Linked DNA regions of Homo sapiens: regions 1, 2 and 4 are each linked to region 3. The links are chromatin loops, found by intact Hi-C in ENCODE. Cell type or tissue: mammary epithelial cell. All regions are shown on one strand. Each heading gives the region's core, and the rest is flanking DNA. Links, peaks and the distances in the headings are about the cores only. Region 1 overlaps LOC105378521 (a long non-coding RNA gene). Region 2 has its middle 13 kb from the start of FGFR2. Region 3 overlaps ATE1 (arginyltransferase 1). Region 4 overlaps ATE1 (arginyltransferase 1).

Evidence for each region. Peaks named below come from ENCODE experiments on the same cell type or tissue, not always from the same donor. Only the 100,000 strongest peaks of a DNase experiment are listed, where the experiment ranks them.
Region 1: it touches region 3 in a loop (4-fold over the local background); 2 of 110 quality-filtered maps call a loop at or near these places.
Region 2: a loop joins it to region 3, with 7 times the contacts of the local background. A loop is called at or near these places in 11 of 110 quality-filtered maps.
Region 4: it touches region 3 in a loop (5-fold over the local background); 5 of 110 quality-filtered maps call a loop at or near these places.

Annotation. Positions count from the first base shown.
Region 1 is chr10:121,065,694-121,073,857 of GRCh38, reverse strand. All of the region lies in intron 2 of LOC105378521 (a long non-coding RNA gene), which reads left to right. Among named protein-coding and RNA genes, the nearest start is that of LINC01153, 110 kb to the left of the region's middle. In mammary epithelial cell, for the core only: a CTCF peak has its summit at 3,396 (motif pointing left); a DNase peak (open chromatin) is centred at 4,547; H3K27ac peaks cover 2,567 bases.
Region 2 is chr10:121,607,246-121,615,409 of GRCh38, reverse strand. No RefSeq gene overlaps it. Among named protein-coding and RNA genes, the nearest start is that of FGFR2, 13 kb to the right of the region's middle. RefSeq lists an enhancer at 3,663-4,862 and a silencer at 6,463-6,702. In mammary epithelial cell, for the core only: a CTCF peak has its summit at 6,601 (motif pointing right); a DNase peak (open chromatin) is centred at 4,269; H3K4me3 peaks cover 376 bases; H3K27ac peaks cover 308 bases.
Region 3 is chr10:121,883,031-121,891,194 of GRCh38, reverse strand. All of the region lies in intron 7 of ATE1 (arginyltransferase 1), which reads left to right. Among named protein-coding and RNA genes, the nearest start is that of ATE1, 41 kb to the left of the region's middle. In mammary epithelial cell, for the core only: a CTCF peak has its summit at 4,001 (motif pointing right); no DNase peak of the experiment used is centred there.
Region 4 is chr10:121,750,719-121,758,882 of GRCh38, reverse strand. The region is part of intron 11 of ATE1 (arginyltransferase 1); the gene reads left to right. Among named protein-coding and RNA genes, the nearest start is that of FGFR2, 160 kb to the right of the region's middle. RefSeq lists an enhancer at 4,573-4,632. In mammary epithelial cell, for the core only: a CTCF peak has its summit at 4,961; DNase peaks (open chromatin) are centred at 4,572 and 4,942; H3K27ac peaks cover 1,979 bases.

The sequences.
Region 1 (8,164 bases), core at 1,378-6,377, 820 kb after region 3:
TCCAACTTTGTCATCACATTTTAGTGAGCAGCAGTCCCCTAGGCAGACCCTTTTTAGCTAATAAATTGTGAAACTCGATACCGGGTTCTTAATTGATTGAACGGCTACCTTATGACCATTCAGTAAAATTATATAAATTCATTTCTACAGTATTATAAATTACTTATTATCCTCACAACCTAAAAAGTCAAGATTCATTATTATGTTAGTCTTTTGTTATGTATTTTTTTTTTTTCATATTTTATAAGCACTTTTTTTTTTATTATACTTTAAGTTTTAGGGTACATGTGCACATTGTGCAGGTTAGTTACATATGTATACATGTGCCGTGCTGGTGCGCTGCACCCACATGCACACGTATGTTTATGTTAGTCTTATAAAGGAAGGAAGCCACACTCTCCAAAGAAAATTTTGGCCTGAGGTTGTCCAGTCAATGTATATGTGCCAACAACTTATTTAAAAATTACTTAGACCTTCTAAATCTTTATTTTGTTTCCTTTTCTTCTTTTGTAACAGAATTTTTTTAACCCTAAATGAACTTTCTAAAACTGCTCTTAAATCTCATGGGCCCAGGTTACTTTTCTTTTCTGTTTCTTTCTCTCCCTTTTCTTTTCTGTTTGCACTTTACCTTCTCTTCCCCTCCCTGTCTCTCCCATTCTTTCCTTCCTCCTTTCCTTTTGCCTCTTTGTTACATTTACTATTATTAATATAAAAATTAGGCTGGGCACAGTGGCTCATAACTGTAATCCCAGTGCTTTGAGAGGATGAGGCTAGAGGATCTCTCGAGTCCAGGAGTTCAAGACCAGCCTGGGCAACATAGTGAGACCCTATTGCTAAAATTTTTTTTTTTACAAAAATTAGCCCGGTGTAGTGGTGAGTCCCTATAATCCCAGCTACTCAGGAGATTGAAGCAAGAGGATCACTTGAGCCCAGGAAGTCAAAGCTGCACTGAACCAAGACTATGCCACTGCATTCCAGCCTGGGTGATAGAGTGAAACTCTGTCTCAAAATAAATAAATAAGGAAATAAAATAAAAATTTTATATTACAAGTTGACGGGTGTTCATCGTAAGAAATTTGAAAAGTAATGTCAAAAATTTTATCACTTAGTGAAAAAACTATATATATTTTAAGAAACATTTTAATTATAGACTTCTCAGTCCCTCCCTCATTTCTTTTTCTTTTAATTTTTAAAAAATGAGAAAATGAGACTGACATCAGACTGATTTTTTATAACCTCTTTTTTCTTCCACTTAATATATTGTGGACATTTTTCTGTATCTTTGAATATTTTTTCAAAACATGTTTTGAATGGATGCTTAGTGTTCCCTTATAGCAATGAGCTATAATTTATTAAACCAATTCTGCATCATTGAGTCTTAAGGCAATCCTCCCAGCTCTTTTTATTGCTATAAAGAGCTTAAGGGACATTCTCAAACAAAATAAATCTTTGTGCAAACTCTGGCTTTTTCTCAACAAATTCCTAGAGGTGGGGTTGCTGGGTCAGAAGGTAAGAATGCTTCTCACTCTTCTTAGATTTGTCTGTTCGTGGGAGTCAGATGTACCCCCGACCAACCCCCATGTAGTCAAGAGAAGTTTTCCATGTCTCTTCTTAGCTTTCACATTTGCTACTAACCTTGGCCCTCAAGATCCCCTCTCCTACTTCCTTGGGGAAGCCATGCCAGGGAGCAGCTGTATATCTGTAAATCCACGTTCCTGCTCATTGTGACCTAGGGGTAGCAGGCTCCACAATCCACCAGAAAACCCTAGCAAGGCCAAGTCCTGGCTGGAGTTGTCATGGTGACAGACAAGGACAGCAACACTTTATCCACATCCCACCCAAAATCTTCAGAATTCAGAAGACACTGGGGAAAATGCCTGCTTTATAAGCTGGGACAGTTTAATCCTATCCTAAGCAGTGGGGATCCTATATGAGCAAAGGTGACAGCCAGCAAAATGTCACATAGATCTTATAAAAATACCACTTCCATGTTTTCCTTTTCACTGCTTTGTCTTTTTTTTTTCTTCCCTCTCTTCTGCTTTCAATAAATACCAAATAATCTTAGATTTCCAAAAGTCAATCTAAGCATGCACCCAGGGGACTTACGACACAAGGGTATTAACAATGAGAACACACAACAAATGCAAAAGACCCTTTGAGACAATCAGGGAAATCTGATAATGGGTTAGGTACTGGAGGTTGGAGGATGCCCAAAACAAAAACAAACAGAACATACCCAACTCATTAAGGTATGATACTGGCTTTATGGTTATATGAGAATATGTCCATAATTTTCATGGATTATACCAAGGTATGTGCAGATGAAATGACATGATGCCTTGGATTTGCTTCCAAATAGTTTAACCAAGAAAAAGAGCAAAAAGATCAACAAGGCAGATGTGGCAGAATTTTAATAATATTGTACCCAGATGAGAGGTTCAAAAATCCTACTCTTCTGAGTGTGTTTAAAAGTTTTCGTAACAAAAAAATTTAATGAGAACAATGTCATGTGCTTTACGTACATACTTTCTAACAAAGCATTGAAATGGGTGTTATAGAAAAACATCAGAGCTCTTACATTTATTTCGTGACTTAACATTTTCTTCTGAGTTACATGTGGGGTTGCACCAGCATTGTTTCAGGGCTAAGGGTCCCTAAAGGGATTAACTGAGGCCTGGTGCCCTGTGTTCCATTCCTGAAGCTACAGCGGAGACTCCCCCTCCCTCAATACCAGTCAGCAGGGACAAAGACCAAGGAGACCCCTGCCCCTCCCATTCAGGGTGGGGCCAGCTCTCTCTGTTGGGTCTCAGCCTTAGCATTCCTTACACCTTCTATAATTTAACGCTCAAAAATATATTATTCACACAGAGAAGACTTTTACTGCAGTTTATACACAAGGGCCTGCGAAAGTCAACCTTCTTCCTCCAGCCCTCCCTTGTTCTTGGTTGCTAGGCATTCTGTTGCTTATGAGTACAATATTTACTTTTATTTATTTTATTTGCCTTTGTATTTGAAGAGGTTGGGCAGCACCCAGGATGCTGGGGTTGGGGATTTTCTAGGGGATAAAATGCTCTGTGAAGCAGTTTGTCTCTGTCTGCATCTTGGTGATAGATTATTCCCACACAAGGTCAAGACCCTGAGGTGGTGCTTGGGTCTCTGCTTGAAGCCGTAACTATGGGTTTCCCACAGGAGAGACAGGAGCAAGAGGCTTTAGAACACTGCACGGAAGAGCTGGCCGATCCACCACTCCTCAGTTATTCACACTAAGGGTTTGCTTTGCAAGATAGAGATTTGTAAAATAAATGCTCATACAAGACTCGAATGATAGCATAGATGTAAAATGCAGAAGTCCTGCTTATTGCCCATACCCAGAGCCCTCTAGTGGTAACTACCATGTGCAGTCTGGCATGTTTGACAGTCCCTGCCCTTGTAGAGCTACAGGTCCTCAGCTGTTATTCTATGGACCTGTGGGTGGGGGGCAGTGCATATACAAGATAGAGAAGCCCTGATTCCTACCCTTAGGCATCAAAAAGATCTCTAAGAAGTCTCTAAGGAAAGTGCTAAGGGATTGGTTAGATGCAAAGTTATAGGTTATCATCCTAGCAGTTTAAGAAGTAAATGGTCAGTGAGAACTGAAGTCTTGGGAAACTCCAGGTAACATTTGAGAAATACTCTGAATGACCCAGGAGGTTTACATGATAGAGAAGGAAAGCTTGCCTGCTCAGGGGAGGGGAAAGGAGAGCAGGACCGCAATTGCCATGGTTATAGATGTGCAGAAGACCTGAGACTTTAGGAATCTTCTGAATGCCAATGATACTAATCCACATTGACTCAGGCAAAAGGAGGATTTATTCATGTAATTGAAAAGTTCAAGGGATAAATTGAGTTCAGGCATGGTTTGATCCAGGAGCTCCTAGAATGTCAATAACTTTATCCCTCAGCACCTTCATTCTCCTTCGTGTTGACTTCATTCTTGGACCACATATGGCAGATCAAGATGTGGCCAGCAGCTCCAGGGTCCAACGCTCTTCAGGATAGAGGCTGTGGAAAAAAGAATACATCTCCTTCTGTCAGCTTATAAATAAGTCCCAGGATTTATTCTAGTAGGACAAACTTGGGTTATGTGCCAATCCCTGAAGCAATAACTGTCACCAGAGATTGGAATTATGTCAATTGGCCGGCCTGAGTCAGCTCAGAGAGAAGGGGAGTAGTTGTTATTCAAAGGAGCTTGGAGTTCTGTTCCCAGAAGAGGATGCGCTGGTGTCCCAAGGCCGCCTGCAGAGCATGGCCTCATGGGGACTCTAAACATAATGCGATCTTGCATGCTCTACTTGTAAGAGCCTGTTCAGAAAGGAGCAAAAGCCTACAATAAAGAGGTTCAGTTGAGCAAAGGCTCTTCAACAAACCCGGAGGAGCCTATTGTGCTCCAAGAGTTCCAGGCCAGGATGGTGACTTAGGAGGGCCACACCTACTTCAGCCAGTGCTCCCAGAGCCTGCCGAGGAGAAGCTGGTTGCCTTGTGCACAAATTCAAGCCTGGGGCTTGAGATGACTCAATTGTTCATGCTCTGGAGATGATTAGTCATCCAGAGACACAGGATGTAGAAACCCAGAAAAGTGGTTATTAGAGTTTCTGCCTGGTGTCTGGGTGGGCCGGGAAGTGAAACTGGGGTCCTTGCCATTTGCCATGGCTGAGGCAGCCACAATCTGAGCAGTGGAGGACACAGAGAAAGAAGATGACATGCCTTGGAGGTCCCGAGACCCAAGGCCCAGCAAAGAGGCTGAGGCCCAGCAAAGAAGGAGGCAGCGCCTTCAGGGGCCGCTATGGGGCACATCCAGGAGTGGTCTGGGGGCCACAAGTCCTAGTCCTGGGTGATCCTGTCAGCTGCCAGCCTCCCTCATGGGAACTCCTTTAGTCCAGCAGGGACACGGGAGGAGAAGGGGATCAGGGAGGCTCATCCTCACTGCAGCTTCAATCTCCTGAAACACTGAAATCTCCTGAAACATCTTCAAATCTCCTGAAACACTGAAGCATTTTCATTCCTTTCGTTTTTCTGCTCTTCCCCATGGGCCAATTCCTGTATTCCACTGGAATTGAACAATGTGGAAATAAGAAGATAATGGAGGGAGACTTGCAATTAGTGGGGATAAAGGAAGAAGAACTAAAGGACTTGGAAGATAACCAGTTGCAGGCTTGAGAGGGACCTGTTTCCTCATCGGGTGATAAAAGGAATGTGTTGATTTTAACTGACATGGAGAAGGAAACAGAGCAAGCAGCGCAGGACTTCACTGGGGAACCGGGTGGGCAGGGGAGTTCACCTTTTGAGCAGTAATACTCTTCACTTTATTTAAACCACTTTTTTTTTTTTTTTTTTTTTTTTTTTTTGAGACGGAGTCCCGCTCTTTAGCCCAGGCCGGATTGCAGTGGCACAATCTCGGCTCACTGCAAGCTCCGCCTCCCAGGTTCACGCCATTCTCCTGCCTCAACCTCCTGAGTAGCTGGGACTACAGGCACCCGCCACCGCGCCCGGCTAATTTTTTGTATTTTTAGTAGAGACGGGGTTTCACCGTGTTAGCCAAGATGGTCTCAATCTCCTGACCTTGTGATCCGCCCGCCTCGGCCTCCCAAAGTGCTGGGATTACAGGCGTGAGCCACCGCGCCCAGCCTTAAACCACTTTTTAAACTTTTACTAGTTATTATAAGTAATATTTAAACCACTTTGGACAGAAATATTTCAAAGTGTTTTATATAGTGCTGTGCCTCCTGAAACTTGGGATATCACAGAATTTTTAGTCTTTGAGTTGTCACTGTGAGCATCAGATATGACAATACCTTCTTGAATGTACAAAACGAGACATTCAGACAGCTCTAAGCTGGAATTGAATGATATGGAAATAAGATAATGGAGGGGGACATAATTATGCCCTAAGCTGGGCATAATTTTTGTTTTTTAAAGAAACAGGGAACACTCAGAAAGTAGGAATAGGAGGGAACTTCCTCAACCTGAGAAAGGGTGCTGTGGTCTGAATGTGTCCCCCCGAAATTCATATGTTGAAATCCTAACCTGCAAGGGGATGGTGTTAGAAGGTGGACATTTGGGGGATGATTAGGCTGTGAGGGTGAAGCCCTCATGAATGGGATTAGTGCCCTTATGGAAGAGGCTCGAGAGATCTCCCTTACTCATTTCACCATGTGAGGACACAGAGAAAAGATCAATCAGAAGGTTGGCCCTCACCAGACACTGAATCCGCCAGCACCTTGATCTTGGACCTCCCAGTTTCCAGAATTGTGAAAAATACATGTCTATTGTTCATAAGCCACCCCGTTTATTATATTTTGTTACAGCAGCCTGAATGAACTAACACAAAGGGTATCTATAATAAGCCCATAGCCAAAAAGAGGTAAAAGACTGAATGCTTTCCCCCTAAAAATCAGGTACAAGAAAAAAATGTTCATTTTTGGCACTTCTAATCAATATTGCACTGGAGGTTTTAGCCAGGAAAATTAGCCAGGAAAAAGAAATAAAAATCATCCTGACTAGAAATGAAGACACAAAACTACTTCCATTTGCAGATGACATAATATTGTAGACTGTATAATCTTGTAGAAAATCCTAAGGAATCCACTAAAATATATTAGAACTACTAAATCAGTTCAGCAAGGTTGCAGAACACAAGATAAGTATATAAAATCAATTATATTTCTATACAATAGCAAAGAATGATCTGAAAATGAAATTGAGAAAACAATTCCATTTACAATAGTATAAAAAAGAATAAAATGCTTGGGAATCGATTTAAACAAAGTCGTATAAGATATACACACTGAAAACTATAAAACATTGTTGAAGAATTTCAAAAGATTAAATATAAAGAATTTATGAATTGGAAGACTTAATAGTGTTAAGATGGCAATACTTCCCCAAATGGTCTATGAATTCAATATTCAATACAAGTTCTATCAAAACTCCAGCTGCCTTTGTATATGTATGTGCATGTGTAAATTGACAAGTGATTCCAAAGTATTTATGGAAATTCAAAGGACCCAGAATAGCCAAAACAATCTTGAAAAATAAAAAGAATAAAGTTGGAGGATTCATGCAAAGATTTCAAAAACTACTATAAAACTACAGTAACCAAGACTGTGTGGTACTGGCATAAAGATAGACATATAGATTAATGGAACAGAATTGTGAGTCCAATAATACACCCATATATCTGTAGTCAATTGATTTTCAAGAAAAGTGCCAAGACCATTCAATGGGGGAAAGAACAGTCTTTTCAACAAATTATACTGAAACAACTATATATTCACATGCAAACAAATGAAGTTGGATCCCTGCCCCACACAGTATACAAAAATTAATTTAAAATAGATCATAGACCTAAATATAGAACTAAAACAACAAATCTTTTAGAAGGAAATATGTGTAAATCTTGATGACTTTAGGTTAGGCAATGACTTCTTAGATATGACACCTAAAGCACAAGGAACAAAAAATATCCAGATAATCAAATTTAATCAAAATTTAAAACGTTTGTGCTTCAAAGTATGCTATTACGAAAGTAAAAAGACAACCCACCCAATGGGAGAAAATATTTGCCAATCATATATCTGATAAGGAAATTATATCCAGAATATATAAAGAACTCTTACAACTCAACAACAAAAAGACAGACAAACCAATTTAAAAATAGGCAAACGGTCTGAATAGACATTTCTCTGATGAAGATATTCAAATAAATGATTAACACATGAAAGGATATTCAACATCATTGGTCATTAGGGAAGTGCAAGTCAAAACCACAATGAAATATCACTTCACACCCATTAGAATAGCTATAATCAAAAAGGCAGACAGTAACAAGTATTGACAAAGATGTGGAGGAACTGGACAACTCATAGATTGCTGGTGGGAATGTAATAGGGTGTCATGATCTTGGAAAGTTGTCTGGCAATTCCTTAAAAAGTTAAACATAGAGTTACCATATGATCCAGCAATTTTATGCCAGGTACAGTATGCCCATGATAGTTGAAAATATATGTCCATATGAAAATTCATACATGTCAATATTATATATAATAGCCCAAAAGTCTATCAGCTGATGAATGGATAAAGCATGGTATATCCATACAATGGAATAGTAGCCTTAACAAGGAATGAA
Region 2 (8,164 bases), core at 1,818-6,817, 280 kb after region 3:
GACTGCTGATGGAATCTATCAAATCTCTCCTCCTCCTCATTATAAGGCAGGCCCCCACATAGTAAATGCGCAAGGGTGGTAAGCTGCCAGTACCTAGGGGCTTGTATGTCACGCAGATCCCAAAGAATTATGGCCCCTGGAAGGCCAACTTGGCAAGAGTGCTTGGATGTTATTGTTGTTCTTTCTAGGAAGAGCAGTTCATGTTTACAAGAAGGATTGTTATTGGACCAAGATAGGCAGGGGGTGCAATTTTTTGCCTGAAAATTGCTCTTCTTCCGAACCTTTCAGCCACTGAGTCAGCACCTTGCTTTATCTTCCTTTCTCTCTGACAGAGTTGAGTCTTCCTTCTGCATTTCCTCATAGACAGGCTCTGTTTCCAGCCAGCTGAGCAGTACAGTCCATTCCTATCTTTAATCACCTACCTTGCCGATGGGTGCAGCACGTGAGGGCGGCCTCTCCCAGAGCAGGTGGGACTTGAAGGATGGCCAGGATGCAGATTTGGATTGGCTGGGAAAAGGGAACGGGCACTGCAGGCTGGGGGCCAGGCTGAGTAGAGGTGTGGAAGGGAAGCTGAGCATGAGATAGGAGGGGCAGTCAGGAAGGAGGCTGGGAGGAGGCCTGCTTTCTCAAGCTGTCATCACACATTCACTTGCTGTCCCAGTCCATACCCACAGGGACCCAGACAGCATCAGAGACTTGACTTGCGCATTGCCAACTGCTACTGTAGATTAAGTGGGCCAGAGGTCAGGCCTTGTGCTAACTGCTTCTCCAGCGTTACCTGTGCTTTGGGTTCAATTGTGACCGTCCTCCTCTCCTGCCAAAAAAATATACAGGTGATCATTCTAACTCCTCTTATCTATGGATGTAACCTTATTTAGAAATAAGATCTTTGGGCCAGGTGCAGTGGCTCACGCCTGTAATCCCAGCACTTTGGGAGGCCCAGGTGGGCAGATCACAAGGTCAGGAGCTCGAGATCAGCCTGACCAACATGGTGAAACCCCGTCTCTACTAAAAATACAAAAATTAGCTGGGTGTGATGGACTGTGCCTGTAATCCCAGCTACTCAGGAGGCCGAGACAGGAGAATCGCTTGAACCCGGGAGGTGGAGGTTGCAGTGAGCCGAGATCGCGCCATTGCACTCCAGCCTGGGCAACATGAGTGAAACTCTGTCTCACAAAAAAAAAAAGAAAAAAAAAAAAAAGAAAGAAAAAGAAAAGAAAAGAAAAAGAAATAAAACCTTTGACTTACTTTGAGACCAAGGTGAGGCGAGTGGATCATTTGAGATCAGGAGTTCAAGGCCAGCCTGGCCAACATGGTAAAACCCTGTCTCTACTAAAAATACAGAAAAAAAAGTAGCCAGGTGTGGTGACACATGCCTGTAATCCAGCTACTCAGGAGACTGAGGCAGGAGAATCGCATGAACCCAGGAGGCGGAGGTTGCAGCTGAGATCACGCCACTGTACTCCAGCCTGGGTGACAGAGCGAGACTTCATCTCAAAAAAAGAAAATAAAAAAAAGAAAAAGAAGTAAGATCTTTGCAAATGTCCTCAAGTTAAGATGAGGTCATTAGGGTGGGCTCTAATTCAATATGACTGGTGTCCTTATATCAAGAGAAAGGTGTGGACTTAGACGCACAGGGAGAACGCAGTGTGACTGAAGCCACTGAAGTGCTGCAGCAGCAAGCCAGGAACGCCAGGGAGTGCCAGGGAGTGCCAGGGAGGGCCAGGGAGCGCCAGGAAGGGCCAGGGAGGGCCAGGGAGCGCCAGGGAGGGCCAGGGAGCATCAGGGAGGGCCAGGGAGCACCAGGGAGGGCCAGGGATGGCCAGGGAGCACCAGGGAGTGCCAGGGAGGGCCAGGGAGCATCAAAGAGCACCAAGCAGGGCCAGGGAGCGCCAGGGAGGGCCAGAGAGGGCTGCAGTCACCAGGAGCTGCAGGAGGAGAGAAAGGATTCTTTGCTAAGGCTTCAGAGGGAGCACAGCCCCATGGACAACTCGATTTGGGGCTTCTAGCCTCCAGAACGGTGAGACAATAAATCCCTGTGGTTTTAAGCCACCAGGTTTGTGTCCTTTTGGGAAATGGACACACCTTGTTTTACCCTATAACATCCTTCCCCAGCTGCAGGAGGCAGAATAACACCCCCTCCAAAGACATCCATGCCCTCTACCCCAGAATTGAGTAAAAGGGACTTAGCAGATGGAATTGAAGTTATTTTAAAATAGGGAGATGATTAAGGTGGGCCCAGTCTAATCACATAAGCCCTTAAAAGCGGAGAACGTTCTCTGGCTAGAGGCAGAAGAGATGGGGTAGAGGAAGGAGAGAGATTCAGAGAGTGAGAGGGATGTGATGTGTCCTTACTGGCTTTGAAAATGGAGTGGGGGAGCTGAGCAAGCACCCCACCAACCCACCACTGACCACCAGGAAGGAAACAAGACCTGAGCTCACTGCACAGGACCTGAATCCTGGCAACATCGTGAATGACTTTGGAGGCAGAGTCTTCCGCACAGCCTCCAGTGAGGAACGACGCTCTGCCGACACCCTGATTTCAGCCACCTCCATCCAGACCTCTGACCTACAGAGCTGCGAGATAATACATTTGTGTTGTTCTTTAAGCCCTTAAATGTGTGGTAATTTCTTATAGCAGTGATAGAGAACAAATATGCCACCTATAAAACAGATGCAGCAACTGAGACCCGGGCACCGAGGTTTGGCAACCTTGCCCATGTTCTGAGAACTGGGCAGGGGAGAAGCTGCTGTGGGAATCCAAGTTTGAGGGAAACCAACATCCATGTGGCTTACTTCTCTGAAGCTGAAGGAATTTGTGGCAAATTTGGACGATGGGTAAACTGAGTCCAAATAGGAGAGTGACATGACAGGGAGCTGGCAGAGGGGAAAGGAGGGATGCCAGGGAGATCTGTGATCTCTCGGTTGGCACAGGGGTGGTGCCCATGGCAGACAGCTGATACTGAGGAATTGCTGGTTATGAGAAACCGCTGGAAACCCACCAGGCTTGAGCAGGTAGCAGGCTCTGATGGGCACGGTGGCTCATGCCTGTAATCCCAGCACTTTGAGAGGCCAAGGCGGGTGGATGACTTGAGGTCTGGAGTTCAAGACCAGCCTGGCCAACATGGCAAAACCCCATCTCTACTAAAAATACAAAAATTAGCCAGGCGTGGTGGCAGGCGCCTGTAATCCCAGCAACTCGGGAGGCTGAGGCAGGGGAATAGCTGGAACCCTGGAGGCAGAGGCTGCAGTGAGCCAAGATGGCGCCATTGCAAACCAGCTTGGGTGACAGAGTGAGACTCTGTCAAGAAAGGAAGAAAAGAAAGAAAAAGGAAGGAAGGAAGGGAAAGAAAGAAAGAAAGAAGGAAAGAAAGAAAGAGAAAAGAAAAGAAAGAAGAAAAGAAAGAAAAAGAAGGAAGGAAGGAAGAGAAAGAAAGAAGAAAAAGAAGGAAAAAGAAAGAAAAGAAAAAAGGAAAGGAAAGGAAGGAAGGAAGGAAGGAAGGAAAAAAGAAAACAGGCAAACAGGCTCTGAGAATCAGAGCCAGGTAGAGAAGCAGGGCAGGCACTGGAAACAGCCAGGAAAGTGAATGGTGTGGGCACCTCTGTAGCAGGAGGTTGGTCGGCTCCATTTTAGATAAGGGGCTCTATTTCACCCACCAGCTCCCACTGGATGACAGAGCAGGGGAAGAAACACAGTGGCCGTCTCAGGCTTTGCTGGCAGTCTCTCCTAGATCCTCACAGCAGCCCTGGGCAGGAAGGCCGATGTCGTATCATTCCCTGGTGACACGGTTTCTGGGCTCTGGAAAATGGATGGCGGCTCTGTCTGGCTCTGTCTAGCTCCAGGCAGCCCTGTTTGGCGGCGTAAATGACGCTCCACATGTAGCAAGACTCCGTCCAGGGAAGTGACCACAGCTGCACATGTCATATACACTTGACATCCCAACAGTGTTATACATCACTCCCAATAGTGCAGACTAAACACCAGGGGTTATTACTTCATTCAGGAGGAAACGCAGACTTAGAACAGATGATTACAGTTATCACCAAATATTCAATAGCTCTGTCAATACATAAATTGATCACTATGAAACAGGCCCAAGCTGCCACAACAGTGGCTCTGGAAACCAACCCCAAGGAAAACATGACAGAATTTCTGGTCAGGCGCGCCTCCCAATACTAAAAGGGGTTTTTGGGCATAGACAGGCGGGAAGGAGAAGGGTGTTAGTTCTCAATGATTTCCTGGAAGAATGATTGTTTCCCTTGGACTTGCCCGGACTAGTCAACCTGTGGGTGTGGCTTCTAGCCAGCACAGCATTGCCATATGCAATACAGCATACTTGGTTACATCTGGATTTCAAATACACAATGACTATCTTCATAGATGTATGTCCCATGCACTATTTGTTCATGCGATAGTGGGGACCTATTTATACTAAAAACAATTATTTGTTTTTCATCTGAAATTCAAGTTTAACTGGGTGTCCTGTACTTTTATCGGCTCAATTCGGCAGTGCTCTGAAGTCATGTCTTATCTGATTCAGAGGAGATGAGGGTAACCATTATCTTAATGCTTGCTTGAAGCACACAGAGGAGTTTTACAAAGAAAACAAATGGATCCTTTCCTCGTATACAGAGGATTTCTTTAAATAGAAATTTAAAGCAAAAGATAACTCAGTTGGATAAGGTGAAGAATTTGCTGACCGTCATGAGTCAACACTGGAATGAATTTCTACGTGATGCTAAGAAGAACTTTAGAAGAATGTGAGCAAGTCCCCTGCCCTGGACAGCCTAAGCTGCTACTGAAATCAATACCATTATGGGTGAATTTTGAAGATGATTACCGCTAATATTCACAGCCTACAAATAAGGCCACAGAAGCTCATAAAAGCCGAGTAACCTACCCCAGGTCACACAGCAAAGAGAAGTAGCAAGTAATAAGGTCAGGGGTAGGATAGGGTTAGACAGAGCTGCAGAGGGAGGTCTGGATGCCTCTGGTCTGGAAATACTAGTACCAGCTGACAAGTATTGATCATTCACCATGCACTCAGCACTTCACCTGAAGTATTCCATTCAATCTGCGCAGATTGTGTGAAGCGGGTATTAGCATGACTTCATTTTACAGATGAGAACGTGGTGAGGAGGGGCAGATGTAAGGCCCAGAGCAGGCAGCTGGACTCCAGGTCCCATGATCTCAGCCACTATAGGACAGCAGAGGGTGCAGCCTGCTGTCCACAGGCCCACTAGAAAAGGAGTCAACATCTGAAAACTGGGACAATTGTCATCTGGATGGGACAGCCAACTTCTCTGGGAAGATCAGGAGAATCAGCCCCTTTAGCCTCTGTTTCCATTCATCAGCTGAAGTCACTACCCCATCACCGTCACGGGGACGCTGGCAGCATAAGCGATAGCACAGGCTCCAGGGTCAGCCCTCCCTCCCGACTGTGTAACCTTGGATGAGCTCTCAGTGTTTCCATAGCACGATTTATAAAATGGGGGTCACAGTAGTGCTACCTCACAGGGTGCTTGTGATTGAAGTGTGATCACCCATTAAAGGCCATAATCCCAGTTGCATGGAACATGGTATGCACCCAATAAACGTCAGCCTCCAAGCACCCACTCTGTGCTAAGAGGGCCGTTGCCATGGTTCCTGAAAATGTGGAACCTTCAAAGCTTCCACTGGCCTGATGAAAGGGCAGGACAGGGGTCCCCACCTCTGGGCAGGGTGACTGGCAGGGGAGAGACCAGAGGCGGAGGCTGCCCCAAATCTGGCAGGTACCTCTCCAGGGCAGCTGTGGTGAGACTAGGAAGGAAGCAGGTGTGGTGGCTTTCAAGAGAGGACAGCTCCAAGGGGTGCAGTAGCGCAGGCCTGTAATCCCAGCACTTTAGGAAACTGAGGCGGGTGCATCACGAGGTCAGGACTTCGAGGCCAGCCTGGCCAAGATGGTGAAACCCCCGTTTCTACTAAAAATACAAAAATTAGCCAAGCATGGTGGCACATGCCTATAATCCCAGCTACTCTGGAGGCTGAGGCAGGAGAATCGCTTGAACCCGGGAGGTAGAGGTTAAAAAAAAGAGAGAGAGAGAGAGGACAGCCCACAGCTAGGACTGCCGGGCCTTGGTGGGAGAGGAGCGCCAGAGAACACCAGGGCCAGAAGGCCCAACAGGGGGCCGGAGGTAGGAGCTGGTTTCCCGGCGAGGGTGCAAAGGTGGTTCTCCGCCTTGTTGATCCACAGGCTGGAAACGTGGGGCCGCCTCCCGGGGGCGAATCCACGCAGCGAATGGAGAATTAGCCTGAGGTAGCCGCACGCCAGGCCCAGGCAGAGGCCGCTGCAGCACCACGTCCCTGCAAGGTCCCGCGCCCCAGCCGTCGGGGTAACAGACATTTCGTCCAGCTGTGCTTGGGCAAGCACCTGGGCTCCTGATTCGCCTCGACCTGGGTCGCTCATCATCTGCACAGCCGAAACGACTTCAGGGCTGGGCTCGGCGCTGGCGGGGCTGCCCCTCCTCCCTGCCCGGCCGCCCTCTACCTTGATGCCAGCCCCGTCACCCACGCCCCGGGCGGCGCTCGCCCCCGCTTTGCGCGCGCGGTGCTCGCGGCCACACGGGGGCGCTGGCGCCCGATGCGCTCCTCCCTGCGCAGAACCCGGAGAACAAAGGGCGCCCCGGGACCTCGGCCTCCCTCACCTGGAGCCACCTGCTTCCCGGGCGCTGCCCCAGCGCCAGGCCAGCATCCGGCCTCCGCGAAGGAGTTAATTTTTGCTCAGCGCTGCTCTTAGAAATCTGTTAAAGAAATCGCTCCCCACTTGATGGTCTTTCTCCCCAGCTTGGGGACACAATACGAGAGCTCTGGGACTCTAAAAGGGTTACTAGGTTTGTGGTTTTACGATGTGTGGGGCTCTGTATTCTCCACTCCCTCCCCGAGTTTACCAGGATCCTGGCAGCATCATTTTTCTCCCCTTTGGTTTATGAAAGTGAACTTCTTCTTTTTTTTTTTTTTTTTTGAGACAGTCTCACTCTGTCAGCCAGGCTGGAGTGCAGTGGCGCAATCTCAGCACACTGCAACCTCCGTCTCCCGGGCTCAAGCAGTTCTGCCTCAGCCTCCCGAGTAACTGGGATTACAGACGTGTGCCACGACGCCCGGCTAATTCTTGTATTTAAGTAGAGCCGGGGTGTCACCATGTTGGCCAGGCTGGTCTCGAACTCCTGACCTCAGGTAATCCGCCCGCCTTGGCTTCTCAAAGTGCTGGGATTACAGGCGTGAGCCACCGTGCCTGGCGAAAGTGAACTTCTTTTCACATTTGGAAGAAGTAGACACACCCTCGGGAAAGAGTGTAGCAAAGGCAGAAATCAAGAGAAAAGAGAAAGAAACGCATCGTGGAAATGAGGTAATTGCAGGGAAAGGTAACTTCCTCACACAGCTCAATCAGCTTTGTCCTAAACTGGCTTCTATTCCCCACCTTCTAAAGAGACCGTGCTCACTGTGTACACAAACCTATGTACATGTGCCTCTTTGCACTTATGCTTTAATTAGGAAATGCTGGAGGAGGCTGAGTTGCAGTCATCAATCAACAAGCATCTATTAAGAGCCTGTAAGGTATAAACACAGCCCCATAAACTGCTCCCACTAGCCAGGTAGTGCCAGGTCCTGGGAATCTAGAGATGGGAGATGCAGCCCCGGCCTTTCTGAGTATTAGCATTTAGTGGTCCCCAATTAACCCCTTTCCACCAAAATTGTTGTCCAAGGTCAGTTTCTGCTAGGCTTTCTTCCATGGACAGGCTATCTTGGTTCAGTAAAGCCTTTCCTCCCTCTGGGCTTGAGGCTGAAAGCACACAGTTGTGAATCTCTGAGGATTTGAGGGAGCAGGAATCCTCGAAGGGAGGAATTTAGGGCCCATAGAAACTCCCACTGAGACCAGGAGCTGCTTCCAGGGGGCCCCAGGATCAGAAGGTGATGGTGCAGACTAAAATCTTTTTTTTTTTTTTTTGAGACGGAGTCTTGTTCTGTGTCCCAGGCTGGAGTGCAGTGTCGCGATCTTGGCTCACTGCAGCCCCCACCTCCTCAGTTCAAGCGATTCTTCCGCCTCAGCCTCCCGAGTAGCTGGGATTACAGGCACATGCCACCATGCACAGCTAATTTTTGTATTTTTTAGTAGAGACCGGGTTT
Region 3 (8,164 bases), core at 1,361-6,360:
TCCTCTGTACAAAACCGATTGCCTTCTGCCACAAACTGGAGACCCTTTTTGGGCAACCCACTTTCTCAGCTTGAGGAAGCCTTTTCTCTTTCTTTGTCTGCTAAACTTTCTGCTCCTAAACCCTCTCCTCGTGTGTCTGTGTCCTGAATTCTTTATTGACCGTGACAAAGAACCAGGGTATATACCTCAGACAGTGGAGCCGTTTCAACATCTTTAGAAAAGTAGCACATAATTGCAAATAGTGAAATAATATAGGACTTTGTAAATTAATCCAGTATGTGTGTTTCCATGACTGTTTTCAGTCATTCAGGTAGATATCAGATTTTCAGAAAGTAATGTGATATAAATTGGAGTAATTTGTGACCTGTCTCGTTTATAATACAGTATAAAGCTAACTTTTAAGAATCTTTATTTTTCAGGATACCAGTAATTCTATGTGATAGAAACATGAGATTTTAGCTGAAATTCTATTGATGTTATTCTTTAGAAAATACTGTTGTCTAATAATATGTGCCGTTGGTTTCCTAGAATAGAGTTGACCTCTCATCTCTTCTTTACTGTCTCAAAAACAGCCTAGTCATAAACCCAGTAATCTCATCATACTTCTGCATTCACTGACTAATTGTTTCCCAAATTTTATTATCAACATTATCAGACATAAAGGAAAATTGAAAGAATGGTTTACTGATTATACTGATGACCTGTACATCCCTCACCTAGTTTCAACAGTTGTTAGTTTTTCTTTGCTTTATCTTTTTTTTGTGTATGAGTCATTTTAACATCCATTATATATCATGACATTTTACTACTAAATTCTTTAGCATACATGTTCAAACAATGAGATGTGCTTCTACAAGACGTGGTATAATTATAACGCATGAGAAACTTAATGATAATTTGTAAATATCATCTACTATTTAGTGCTTATTTTACATTTTCCCATTTTAAAAGATATAGTGTTTAATCAAAGTTTATTACATTTTGTGATATCGTTTTAGATTCTTTTATTCTAGGGCAGCTTCTTAATTTTTTTCTGTAATATTGACTTCTTTTCCTTAACTTTCTACTTTGAAACTTTTGGAGTTTTTGAACAGAAAAGTTGAAAGAATGTAATGAACACCCAGACTCCATTCACCAATGTTGACAAGTTGTTAACAACTTTGTTAGGTTTACTTTATCTTTCTCTCTTGAACCATTTGAAAGTTGTGCATGTTATGACATTTTGCCTGGATGTGCTAAGCATACGTCTCCTAAGAATAAGTATATTCTCTTATATAACCACAATATTTACTCTTTAAAAACTGTAGAAATTCTATAACATCACAGTCCATATTCAGATGTTCCAAGTGTACCAAAAATACCTTTACTTTTTTTTTTTTTAAGAGACAAGGTCTTGGTCGGTCACCCAGGCTGGAGTACAGTAGCATGGTCATAGTTCACTGCAGCCTTAAACTTCTGGGCTGAAGTGATCCTTCTGCCTCAGTCTCCCTTCTGAGTAGCTAGGACTACAGGAGTGGACCACCATGCCAGGCTAATTTTTAATTTTTTTCCTTTTGTAGAGGTAGAGTCTTGCTATATTGCTCAGGCTGGTCTTGAACTCCTGGCCTCAAGCAATTTTTCTGCCTCGGCCTCTCAAAGTGTTGGGATTACAGGCATGAGCTATTGTGCCTGGCCCCAAAATAGAAAATAGCTTTTATAGATGAATGAAAATAGGATCCAGTCACGGTTCACACATTTTACATGAACTGTATTGTGTTTATGTTATGTTTATGACTGTTCTGTTTCTGTAATCTTTTTTGATTTTTTCATTTAATGACTTTGACATTTAACCCAATTATCTTTAGAATGTTCCGTATCACAGTTCGGTTTTTGTTGTTATCTAGTAATCAGATTCTTAAGTGTTCTTAAAAGTTTAATGTTTTTAGGTGTAGGTTATGTGTACTTAAAAAAAGTTTTTTATTGAAGTATAACGTATATACAGAAAAGTATGCATAAGTGTTCAGATAGATGAAATTTCACAAATTGAACTCACTGTTAGATTAAGAAATTGCTACTCGGGAAGCTAAAGCGGGAAAATCGCTTAAACCCAGGACGCAGAGGTTGCCGTGAGCTGAGATGGTGCCACTGAACTCCAGACTGGATGCAGAATGAGACTCTGTCTCAAAAAAATAAATAAATAAATAAGTTGATTACTACTAACTCCTCAGAAGCCCCTGCTTGTTCTTTTCCATCACTACCGGTATTTTCTTGACTTGTAAAACTACAGATTAGTTGTGCCTGTTTTATACTTAATGTAAGTAGAATCCTACTCTTTTGAGTGTGGTTTCATTTGCCCAACATTATGGTAGTGTGAGTTATCTATTTTATTTTGCCTGTTGTAGTAGACTGTTAACTCTCATCGCTGTATAGTGTTTTATGTATGACTATCCAGAATTTATCCCTTTCTACTGTTGGTGGGAATTTTAGTAGTTCCTGGTATGAGGCTACCGTGAAAAGTGCTGCATATGTACATCCTTATACATACCTTTTGGTAAACATACGGACACATTTCTATTTGATGTGTGCCCAATAGAAATGCTGTGTCGTAGGGTGTGCAGGTGTTCAGCTTTTTTCATATTGTCAGTTTCCTCTAGGGCTTGTGCCAGTCTTACTCTTTTACTGTATCATATCAAGCAGCATGTAATGTCGGTTGTCCTTCATTTGTGATGGGGACATTTAAGTCTGTTGTCACTTGGTTTGCTCACTTGGTTGAATAACAGCCATCAGCTCTCTTTATTATTATTATTATTCATTTATTTTTTGAGATGGAGTCTTGCTCTGTCGCCCAGGCTGGAGTGCAGTCGCGTGATTTCGGCTCACTGCAAGCTCTGCCTCCCAGGTTCATGCCATTCTCCTGTCTCAGCCTCCCGAGTAGCTCGGACTCCAGGCGCCTGCCACCACGCCCGGCTAATTTTTTGTATTTTTAGAAGAGACAGGGTTTCACTGTGTTAGCCAGGATGGTCTCGATCTCCTGACCTTGGGATCCGCCCACCTTGGCCTCCCAAAGTGCTGGGATTACAGGCGTGAGCCACTGCGCCCAGCCTCTTTATTATTCTTATATTTTTTTCTTTGTAATTAGATCTTCTCATTTTAAAGGCATGTTATACCCTTATTATGATAATATTTCTGAGGTAGGAGGAATAACCTCTTTCCCAATAACCTGTTGTCCATTTGTTTTAGCATCTTTGATGATCCTTGCCTGAAGTAGTTATTATGGAGAGGTGGGAGAGGTAGCAAAATGGTGATTTGTCTAATTGTATTATTGTTTCTACACTTATTAGCTGAAATTCTTTCTCTCTGTAAAGAAGAGATTTCTCTCTGTATTCACAACTCCCTACCTCTCACCATCTTTTTTCCTTCTGATAGCATTGTAGGCTCATGGCCTTATATGAAGTGCTATAATCCATTGCCATCTGTTTTATTTTTTATTTTTCTTCTTATCGTTTTTTGAGACAGAGTCCTGCTCTGTTGCCCAGGCTGGAGTGCAAGTGGCGTGATCATAGCTCACTGTAACCTCAAACTCTTGGACTCAAGCAGTCTTCCCACCTCAGCCTCCTAAGTAGCTAGGAGTACAGGTGCACATCACTACATCCAGCTAATTTTTAAATTTTTTTTTGTAGGGGGGCGTCTTGCTGTGTTGTCCAGGCTGGTCACCTGGCATCACCTGATCCTCCTGCCTCAACCTGCTAAAGTACTGGCATTATAGGTGTGAGCCATTGTGCCCAGCCTGTAATGTTTTTTAAATTAGTTCAGGGAACTTCCTATGAGAGATGGAAATAGGAGGCGATATCTACTTCTGAGGGATGCTTATTTTGAGGATAGTTATCTTATATTCAGGTGTATGTATATTCACTTGTTTAGACAATGAGTGTGGAAAGGAAAGGTCGTGATGAGTCCATTCTGACCCCATGGAGACTTGAAAGGAGACGGTGGAAGCTGCGCCACTGTCTCACTCCGCCACCAGGTGGTGGTGTAGATCGAGAACCCTTTGCTCTTTCATCTTGGCTCAGCTTGCTCTCTGCAAGTTGTGTGTTCACAGCCCAAGAAGTATGAATAAAGGCTTCTTTTTCTATCATTTATTGTAATTTTCATTGAGGCATTAAAAGGATAATTACAAGTGATTCTTTGCTTGTTAAAGGTTTTAAATATTTTCTGGACTTTAATCTCGAGAAGTTTTCATCTTTATTTTTTTTCCTCTTAATGGCTTACATTTTTGTATATGAAAGTAGTAACTTATATTTAGAAAATTATTCAGTGTATTAGAGAATTGACATTCTCCAATTAGGCAAAGACCAGACAATCATATATAGGCACACACAGTAAGTTCTCACTTAATGTCATTAATAGTTCTTGGAAACTGTGGTCATAGGTGAAATGACATACAAGGAAACCAGTTTTACCCTAGGCTAATTGATATAAACAAGAGTTAAGTTCCTACAGCATATTTCTGGTCACAAAACATCACCAGACTTCTAAATAAAAACCAAAGCACTTCTAATATTAAACATTGAAATAAATGTGAGCTATACATACATTTAAGAAAGATTAATAAAAATAAGTAAGATATTATTAACCCAGTGATTTCAGTTCAGGTGGCGGGGAGCTGTAGCCTATTCTGGAAGCTTAGGGCGCAGGTTGGACACTCACCCTGGACAGGAGTCTGTTCCACCACAGGGCATATTCACGCACACACCCACACTCACACTGGGACCATGTATACACAGCAGTGAACCTAACGTGCACACGTGTGAGATGTGGGAGGAAACTGGAAGACCCAGAGCAAGCCCACACAGATGTGGGGGGAATTGCAAGCTCCACACAGACAGTAGCCCTGGCCAGGAGGTGGGTTTTTTTTTTTTTTAAATCATCAATGTATTTTTGGTTTTTGTTTTTTATTTTTTGTAGAAGCAGGATCTTGCTATGTTGCCCAAGCTGGTCTCATACTCATTGAAGTTATAACAAAATGATGTTGAGCAAAGCAGTGCCACCTGAGAACCTGCTGGTGCTACAGGTTGAGTATCACTTATGTGAAAATCTGAAATCCAAAAATGCTCCAAGATTAGAAACTTATTGAGTGCCAACATGACAATCAAGGGAAATGCCCATTGGAGCTTTCAGATTTCAGATTTTTGGATTAGGGATACTTAACCTGTATTTTATAAATATTTAACTCTGGCATATAATTAACAGAATGATAGTAAGATCCGAACATTTTGAAACTTTTTAATATTTATTTAATATTTATTTATTTATTTAGAGACAGTCTTTCCCTCTGTTGCCAAGGCTAAAGCTCAGTGGCACAATCTCGATTCACTGCAACAACCACCTCCCAGGTTCAAGCGATTCTCGTGCTTCAGCCTCCCAAGTAGCTAGGACTACAGGCGCATGACTCCAAGCCCGGCTAATTTTTGTATTTTTAGTAGGGACAGGGTTTCACCATGTTGGCCAACCTGGTCAGGAACTCTGGACTCAAGTGATCCGCCTGCCTGCCTGCCTTGGCCCTCCAAAATGCTGGGATTCCAGGTGTGAGCCCCTGCACCCAGCCACATTTTGAAATGCTTTAGGCATGTTTTTTTTTTTTTTTTTTTGAGACGGAGTCTTGCTGTCACCCAGGCTGGAGTGCAATGGCGCGATCTTGGCTCACTGCAAGCTCCACCTCCCAGGTTTATGCTATTCTCCTGTCTCAGCCTCCCGAGTAGCTGGGACTACAAGCGCCCACCACCATGCCTGGCTAATTTTTTGTGTTTTTTAGTAGAGATGGAGTTTCACCGTGTTAGCCAGGATGGTCTCGATCTCCTGACCTCGTGATCTGTCTGCCTCGGCCTCCCAAAGTGCTGGGATTACAAGTGTGAGCCACCGCGCCCGGCCTCTTTTTTTTTTTTTTTTTTTTTTTTTGAGACGGAGTCTCGCTCTGTTGCCCAGGCTGGAATGTAATGGCATGATCTTGGCTCACGGCAACCTCCACCTCCCAGGTTCAAGCAATTCTTGTGCCTCAGTCTCCCGAGTAACTGGGATTACAGGCACGTGCCACCACACCTGGCTGATTTTTGTATTTTTAGTAGAGACAGGATTTCACCATGTTGGCCAGGCTGGTCTTAAACTCTGGATCTCAGGTGATCCACCTGCCTTGGCCTCCCAAAGTGCTGGGATTACAGGCATGAGCCACTGTGCCTGGCCTAAAGCACATTTTTTAAAGCCAGGCTAACTTACTTGAATAAAGTAGAGAGCTTAGGCAATTATTTGTATAATTCAATTAAGGAAGCCAGTTTCTTTAAGCAACTCCTAAGTCAGGGAACACTTGTGTATTGTAGTCTGTGTCAAGGTCCGTGACAAGACATTTATTACTAATAGTAGTAAAGACATTTATAACTAATAGTAGTTAAATGACCAAAGCTTTTCAGTCATTTACTATTGGAGAGAGACACTGTTATATCTCAAGCATGTTCCTTTTTGGGGAGATCCAAAGGGGTGGAGTCAAAACTAGCACTGGGAACATTCATCTTTCTTTCCTTCCGTTTCTTCTCTCCCTTCCACTCTTTTCCCTTCCTCCCTCTTTTTCATTGTTTGACATAGGCTCTTGCTGTGTCACCCAGGCTGGAGTGCAGTGTCGTCATCATAGCTCACGGCAGCCTTGAACTCCAGGGTTCAAGCAGTCTCTCCTGCCTTGGTCCCCTGAGTAGCTGGCACTACAGACATACGCCACCACACCTGGCCTTTTTTTTGAGAGGAGACCTTGCTGTGTTGCCCAGCCTGGTCTTGAACTCCTGGCCTCAAATGATCCTCCCAAAGTGCTGAGATTACAGGCATGAGCTACTGTGCCAAGCCAACATTTAACTCAAAGTTCCTTTCGGTCAGTAACTTCCTAAAACTTGTCTCAGATCACAAAATCATACCATCATACAACATTGGAGGTGAAAGGATTTTAGGATTATATAGATGAATGTCTCATATTTAAAGAATTAATTAATTTGCCTAAGGTAACATGAGTAGTTAGTGGCAGAGCAATGTCCTGAAATTGCAGTGCTTTTTTTTTTTTTTTTTTTTTTTTTTGAGTCTGGGTCTCACTGTGTCGCTCAGACTGGAGTGCAGTGGTGCCATCTCGGCTCACTGCAACCTCTGCCTCCGAGGCTCAAGCAATTCTTCTGCCTTAGACTCCCCAGTAGCTGGGATTACAGGTGCTCGCCACTACCGCCCGGCTAATTTTTGTATTTTTGGTAGAGATGGGGTTTCACCATGTTGGCCAGGATGGTCTCCAACTCCTGACCTCAAGTGATCCACCCGCCTTGGCCTCCCAAAGTGCTGGGATTCCAGTCGTGAACCACCGCACCCCAGTCTGCAGTGCTTTTTATACTAGACATGATGTTGCCATTTGTAAAAGTTAAAGTGGGCCTCAGTAAAATATGGAGTGATTGACATCAGTGAGTGAAGTGTTCATTGTAAGCAAATTTTCCAAGCATTGGAAACGTTTTTTATTGCTGAGATATTATGTACTCTAATAATTTAAAATGACAATGTTCCCAAAATGTCTTGTGTTCTTCCTCAGCTTCTCAAACAGAATGCCGAGCAGGACTTGCCTGTTGATAATGGCTCTCATATTTTCCTAGGAATATTCTTCTGCTCTTGTCGTATTTCAGTGTGCCATGGGCTACTGCTTTTATCTCTAAAGTTACTCTGTTGTCCCCTTTATCCTTTCTCTTTCTTGCTGACAATTCTTGTGTTAGTTTGTCTAGTATTAGCATTTGTTCCCTTTCTAATTTGTAATTTCTTAATATGCTCGTTAAAATATGGAGCACCTAAGTACTGTCGAGGCATTTGGTAACTGTTTAATCAGTGAGTAAATCAGATAAAGATCTCTTGCTCTTGTGGAACTTGCATTCTGGGGGTGTGGTTGGGGGAGAATGGTCAGAGATAGTCATTAAACAATAAGCATAATACATCAGTAAATTATACAGAAGGTTAGCAGGGGGTGTTGTGGGAAAAATAGAGCAGGTATAAAGGAGGGTTGGAAGTATCGATTATTGGCTTGGAAACTAGATCACCAAGTTTATTGTTAGTAAAGTTACAGTCAAGAGGAAAGTGGGAAAAGGAGCTTGCAGGACTCTTCTGTAAGTTGGGAATATAAGCA
Region 4 (8,164 bases), core at 1,992-6,991, 130 kb after region 3:
GCCATCTTACATGGGCACAGTTTGTGATACCCCAAACCAATTACAGTAGTTAACATCACTGATTACTGATCATAGATCACCATAACAGATATAATAATAATGAGAAAATTTGAAATATTGGGAAAATTGCCAAAATGTGACATGATAAACCAAGTAAACACATACTCTTGGAAAAATGGCACCTATTCTCAATGCAGGGTTGCCACAAATCTTTAATTTGTAAAAACAAACAAACAAACAAACAAACCCTCAATATCTGAGAAGCACACTAAAGTCCAGCAAAATAACGTATGGTTATATTTCCTCCGGTAGAGGCTGTCTCCACAGAAAGCCAATACTATTGTAAGGAAAGTGAATTTGTATTTGCCCCTAAGATTAATACTATAATTTCTAATTTAATTTTATGCTCCAGGAAATTTTCAGAGGTATTGCTACTTAAAGGTATTTTTAGAAGTCTCTAGCTTAATTCTTTTGGAAAGAATCAAAGATCAACCCAATGCCAAATTCATTCTTTGGAAATTAGTCTTATGACTCCCTTTCATTGTAAATGGGAATTTGGCTTTGTGACCTAAAGAGGTCGCCTGTCCATTTACCATCATGGTAATAGCTTAATAGCTTTTGTGACCTGTGAAATATGGTAGAATTTAAAGCTATTGATTTAAAACAAAAAACTTATAGGCAAACTGAACATAATAGATCCTAAGATGAACTGATTCAATGTATTTGATAATTTTAAAAAAATTATTAGCTACACATATACATACTTATATTAAGTATAGTACCTTCTTTGTTCTTGTCTCAGGACTCTATCCTATTTAACATTTTTATTTTTATTTTGATAGCCACATTTCCGTTACTGTGCAACTGGTAAGGATCTCTTAACATGTCAGAAGAAAAGAAACAATATGAAAATACTTCAGTAGGCTGGAGTGATGGGAATATGTCAGAACAAAATTTAACAATGAGAAAAGTACAAATGCCATGCTTGGGTTCCAGAATACACACAAATATGAGGGAATATGATGGGAAGGTGAAGAACACAGTTTAGCACTAGCATTTTTGTATGGTTTGGCTCTGTGTCCCCACCCAAATGTCATCTTGTAGCTCCCATAATTCTCACATGTTGTGGGAGGGACCCAGTGGGAGTGAATGATTGAATTATGGAGGCAAGTCTTTCCTGTACTGTTTTTGTGATAGTGAATGGGTCTCACAAAATCTGATGGTTTTAAAAATGGGAGTTGCCCTGCACAAGCTCTCTTTGCTGCCATCATCCATGTAAGATGTGACTTGCTCCTCCTTGCCTTCCACCATGATTGTGAGGCTTCCCCAGTCATGTGGAACTGTAAGTCCAATTAAACCTCTTTTTTTGTAAATTGCCCAGTCTCAGGTATGTCTTTATCAGCAGCCTGAAAATGGACTAATACAGTAAATTGGTACCAGGAGTGGGGTACTGCTGAAAAGCTACCCTAAAATGTGGAAGCAACTTTGGAACTGGGCAACAGGCAGAGGTTGGAACAGTTTGTAGGGCTCAGAAGAAGACAGGAAAATGTGGGAAAGTTTGGAACTTCCTAGAGATTTGTTGGATGGCTTTGACCAAAGGCCCGAAAGCCATATGGACAATAAGGACCAGGCTGAGGTGGTCTCAAATGGAGATGAGGAACTCGTTGGGAACTGGAGCAAAGGTGACTCTTGTTATGTTTTAGCAAGGAGACTGGCGGAATTTTCTCCCTGCCCTAGAGATTTGTGGAACTTTGAACTTGAGAGAGGTGATTTAGGGTATCTGGCAGAAGAAATTTCTAAGCATCCAAGCATTGAAGAGGTGACTTGGGTGCTGTTAAAGGCATTCAGTTTTATAACGGAAGCAGAGCATAAAAGTTTGGAAAATTTGCAGCCTGACAATACAATAGAAAAGAAAATCCCATTTTCTGAGGAGAATTCAAGCTGCTTGCAGAAATTTGCGTAAGTAACAAGGAGTGGAATGTTAATCTCCAAGACGGTGGGGGAAAATATCTCCAGGTTATGCCAGAGGTCTTCATGGCAGCCCCTCCCATCACAGGCCTGGAGACCTAGGAGGAAAAAGTGGTTTTATGGGCTGGGCCCAGGGGTCCCTGTGCTGTGTACAGCCTAGGGACTTGGTGTCCTGCATCTCAGCCACTCCAGCTGTGACTAAAAGTGGCCAAGGTAGAGCTCAGGCTGTTGCTTCAGTGGGTAGAAGCCCCAAGCCTTGGCAGCTTCCACATGGTGTTGAGCCTGTGGGTGCACAGAAGTCAAGAATTGGGGTTTGGGAACCTCTGCCTAGATTTCAGAAGATGTGTGGAAATGCCTGGATGCCCAGGCAAAAGTTTGCTGCAGGAGTGGGGCCCTCATGGAGAACCTCTGCTAGGGCAGTGCAGAAGGGAAAGGTGGCATTGGAGCCCTCCCACAGAGTCCTTACTGGGACACCGCTGGGTGGGGCTGTGAGAAGAGAGGGTCACTGTCCTCCAGACCCTAGAATGGCAGATCTACCAACAGCCTGCACTGTGCACCTGGAAAAGCTGCAGACACTCAACGCTAGCCTGTGAAAGCAGCAAGGAGGGAGGCTATACCCTGAAAAGCCACAGGGGCGGAGCTGCCCAAGACCATGGGAACCCACCTCTTGTATCAGAGTGACCCGGATGCGAGGCATGGAGTCAAAGGAGATCATTTTGGAACTTTAGGATTTGACTGCCCTGCTGGATTTTGGACTTGCATGGGACCTGTAGCCCTTTTGTTTTGGCCAATTTCTCCCATTTGGAACGGCTATATTTACCTAATGCCTGTACCCCCATTGTATCTAGGAAGTAACTTAGTTTTGATTCTACAGGCTCATAGGCAGAAGGGACTTGCCTTGTCTCAGACGAGACTTTGGACTTGGACTTTGGGGTTAATTCTGAAATGAGTTGAGATGTTGGGGGACTGTTGGGAAGGCATAATTGGTTTGAAAATGTGAAGATACGAGATTTGGGAGAAGCCAGAGGCGGAATGATATGGTTTGGCTCTGTGTCCCCACCCAAATCTCATCTTGTAGCTCCCATAATTCCCATGTGTTTTGGGAGGGACCCAGTGGTGAGTTATGGGGGTGGGTCTTTCCCATGCTGGTCTTATGATAGTGAATGGGTCTCATGAGGTCTGGTGGTTTTAAAAATGGGAGTTGCCCTGCACAAGCTCTCTGCCTGCCACCATCCATGTAAGACATGACTTTGCTCCTCCTTGCCTTCTGACATGATTGTGAGACTTCCCCAGCCACATGGAACTGTGAGCCCAATTAAGCCTCTTTCTTTTGTAAATTGCCCAGTCTTTGGTATGTCTTTATCAGCAGTGTAAAAACGGACTAATACACAACATTTTTTATTTTTAAATTTCAAATTTACAGGAAAATGACAAGAATAATACAAAGAACATATGCATACCCTTCACTCAGACTCCCCAGTTATTAACGTGTTACCACATTTGCCTTATCACTTTTTCTGTTTTACTCTGTATTTTTTTCTAAACCATTTGAGAATAAGTTTCTGATATATTGCACCACTGTCCTTCAGTATCCCAGTGTGTATTAGCTGAAAACAAGGACACTTTTTTTTACATTACTAGACATGGCCATCAAAACCAGGAAAGTAACATTGAGATGTTACCATCTAATCCACACACCCTGTACAAGTGTTACAGATTTTCCCTGTAATGTCCTTTATAGCACAAAAATGCATACACACATACACAAGCCTATGTTACTTTTCTCTCTGTTTTTTTAGACCTAAGGTTCAAGTGAGGATCCTGTGTTACATTTATTGTTGTGTCTTTTTAGGCCCCTTTTGTCTAGAACAATACCATAGTATATCCTTGTCTTTTGTTACCTCGATATTTTTGAAGAGTCCAGTCACTTTGTAGTTTTTCATTTGTGTTCATCAAGTATTTCTTTGTAATTAGATTCAGGTCACATAGCTTTGGCAAGAACACCCTAGAAGTGATGCTGGGTTTGTATTGCATCATATCAGGAGGTATACAGTGTTAATTCATCTCTGTACTGTGACTTGAATTTTTATCACTTGGGGAAGTGGAATGTACCAGGTTTCTCCACTGTAAAGTTGATAAGTATTTTGTACATGTTAATAAGTAATTGGTAAATATTTTGTAGAAAGCTGTCCTGAGATGGTGTAAATATCCTATTGTGTCAGACTTATATCTACTGGTTTTTACATCCATTGACGATTCTTGCCTCAATCACTTATTACTGAGATGGCTGCCAAATGATGATTTTCTAATTCTATCACTACTTCTACTTTTATTAGTTGGCATTCTACAATAAGGAAAAGCAGTCCTCTTTCCCTGTTTGTTGTTTATATTGACTCACGGAATCTCATTCTAATCAATGTGTTATAAAATTGTTACTTTCATTATTTATTTTGAATGCTCAAATTGTCTCAGATTTGGCCAGTAGGAGCCTTTTCAGGGTGACTCATGTTTTCTTTTGACAAGTCCCCATCATTTTTTGAGCACTTCCTTTCTGGCACAAAATATTTCAGACTCATCTTATACTTTCTCTGACTCAGTTCTATAATTAGTCACGTCTCCAAGGAGCCCTAGTTATTTTTTGTGAAGAGTAATATTCAGAATACAAGATGTGAGTAATAAGTATGCTCATTGCTACCGGGGTTTCATTGCTTCTAAGCCCTCTCAGCAGACAGATCTAGGCAATATATGTGAGTTTATACACATACGTTTATATCTACCTGTGTATCTGTATGTCTATATCAGGGTATAAAAGTCATGGGTTTTCACCAGTATCTGGAATTTTAATCCAGCACAACAGTTTGTTCTAGTCTTCTCCTTTTCCATACTTGTAGCTCCATTCTCTGACTGAGAAATCTGGCCTCCCCATTTTCTCAGTATATTTATTTATATGCTCAGTTCCCTTGTATGTAACTAATTTCTTGACCACATGGGGCAGAATTGGCCCAGTCCTGCCAGCCTGAACTCACAAATGTCTCTTTGGCCCAGCCCCAGCACATAAACCAACTTCCCTCTCATCTTTGAGAAATCCTGTAATAGCATGTTTTAATTTACGTTTCTTTCATTATATTCTATGAGTTTTTAAGCCTCGCCTTTATTAGGATAAAGATAAACGGTGAAATAGGAAGTGTCTAAGATGAGTATTTAGGGGTCAAAACATAGAATAGAAATTTGAGAGTCCTTATTCATCATCATAAGAGATTTTATTAGCATTTTACTTGGCCAGTATTTACAGATCCTACCAGCAGTATATGTGCTGAGGTGATAAAGTTGATGTGATTTTTTTGTATGCAATTGCCTGATTTTTGCATTCTTTCTGCTTTTCTCTGGTGACCTTTTACTGGACTTTGATACCAAATGACCATAATATCAAAATTAACCTGGAGTTCTTTCTGGCTAGAATCATCTTGATAAATTATATAATTTATATTTTGTTATGTGACTTTTGGGAGCCAATGTTGTTTTTAATCAACATATCATGAGTTTAACTAAATTGCATAGATTTTTTTCCTTTGAAATATTATATTTTAGCCATGCCAGTTCAGCAAGAAAATGAAATAAAAGGCATTCAGATTGGAAAGGAAGAAGAAACACTGTCTCTATTCTCAGATGACATGACCTTGTACATAGAAAATCCTAAAGAATGTAAAGAACTATCAAATAAAATGAGTTCAGCATACACAGAAATCAATTTTATCCTACACACTTAAACAGTGAGCAATTTAAAAATGAAATTATCAACAGTTGCGTTTACAACAGCATTAAAATAGAATTGTTAGGAATAAATTTAACAGAGCAATGCAAAAATTATATTCTGGAAAATACAAAACATTGTTCAAAGAAATTACAGAAGACCTAAATAAGTGAAGAAAACATCCCATGTCCATGGATCAGGAGACTTAATATTGTTAAGATGGTAGTACTCCTCAAATTCATTTACAGATTCAGAGCAGTGATCTATTAAAATCCCAGCTGGCTTCCCTGCAGAAACTGACAATCATAAAATTCACATGGAAATGAAAGGAACCCAGGATAGCCAAAACAATCTTTAAAAAGAATAATAAAGTTAACACTATGTGGTCCTGGCATGCAGGTAGACATACAGATCTGTGGACTAGAGTTGAGAGTCCAGAAATAAACCCTCATGTTTATGGTCAGTTAGTTTTCAAAAAGGATGCCAAGACAATTCAGGGAAAAGGATACAGCCTTTCAACAAATGGTCCTGCATCTTTCAAAAAAATGAAATTGGCCCCCTACTTCACACCATATACAAAAATTAAAATGGGTTGGACCTAAATGTAAGAGCTAAAACTATAAAATTCGTAGAAATGCCAGGTGCGGTGGCTCACGCCTGTAATCCCAGCACTTTGGGAGGCTAGGGCAGGCAGATCACGAGGTCAGGAGATCGAGACCATCATGGCTAACATGGTGAAACCCTGTGTCTACTAAAAATACAAAAATTAGCCAGGCGTGGTGGCGGGTGCCTGTAGTCCCAGCTACTCGGGAGGCTGAGGCAGGAGAATGGCATGAACCCGGAAGGCGGAGCTTGCAGTGAGCAGAGGTTGCGCCACTGCACTCCAGCCTGGGCGACAGAGGGAGACTGCGTCTCAAAAAAAAAAAAAACCTTAGAAATATAAATTGGAGTAAATCTTTTTTTTTTTGAGACAGAGTCTCACTCTGTCGCCCAGGCTGGAGTGCAGTGGCGCAACCTCGGCTCACTGCAAGCTCTGCCTGCTGGGTTCATGCCATTCTCCTGCCTCAGCCTCCCTAGTAGCTGGGACTACAGGCGGCCGCCACCGTGCCTGGCTAATTTTTTTGTATTTTTTTTAGTAGAGACGGGGTTTCACCCTGTTAGCCAGGATGGTCTCGATTTCCTGACCTCACGATCCATGCGCCTCAGCCTCCCAAAGTGCTGGGATTACAGGTGGGAGCCACCACGCCCGGCCACATTGGAGTAAATCTTCATCACCTTGCACTGGGCAGTGTTTTCTTAGATATGATACAAAAAGCACAGGCAACAAAAGAAAAAAAATTGATAAATTGGACTTTACCAAAATTTAAAACTTTTGTCCTTTCAGAGACCCAGTCAAGAAGGTGTGAAGATAATTCACAGAATGAGAGAGTGTATTTCCAAATAATGCATTCAATAAGGATCTAGTAACCAGAATATGTAAAGAATTCTGACAACTCAATAAAAAGACAACCCAATTAACAATGGGCAAATGATTTAAACAGACATTTCTAAGAAGACATATGAATGGGCAATAAGCACATGAAAAGATGCTCAGCATCATTAGCTATTGGAGAAATGCAAATCAAAATCACAAAAAGATACTGCTATGCACCGACTAAGAAGGCTGCAACCTAGAAAGCAGCTAATAGCAGTGCTCATGAGGATGTGGAGAAATTGGAACCTTTGTATACTGCTGGTGGGAATGTCAAATGAGGCGGCCACTTGGGAAAACAGTCTGGCAGTTCTTCAGTATGTTGACTGCTAATAGATGTTATGGTTGCACAACTCTGTGAATACACTGTAAGTCCTTGGTTTGTATAATTTAAATGGGTGAATTACATGGTATGTAAATTATATCACAATAAAGCTGTTATTAAATGACATTTTACAAGCTTAGATATTTCTTAGTTTTCATTTTGACCAAAAATATTCCGAGTGAAATTACAACAGTATTACTTTATAGAATATGAACATGCGTAATTCTCTCAGCTGGAGTCCCAAATTAATTTCTGAGCCTCCCACCAAATGGGCTTAAAGAATGGGCTGGGAGCCTTGTTATTTCTGTCACAACTGCTCTGCATTTCTCGGCCTGTTCTTTTGCTATTTTATGCTGAAAAGCTTCCTTTCTTCTCACCTTTCCTGTCCCCTCCCTCGTAAAGATTAAAAAATTTGTTAATATCTCCTGTCACTTTAAAATATTCTAAATCATACTTGACTTTGAACTTCCAGAGTTGCGTTTTTGTAGAGTATTTCTTCCGCTGTCATTCATTTGTGGAAAATTTTAAATTATTAAATCAGTTTTGTCCAGCTATCTCCAGCCATCTGCCATTTATATAAGTATCTTCCTTGGAGTATGTAACTTGTTTTATTTATGTAGTAATGCTGTATGTAGCAGTAAATAATGAA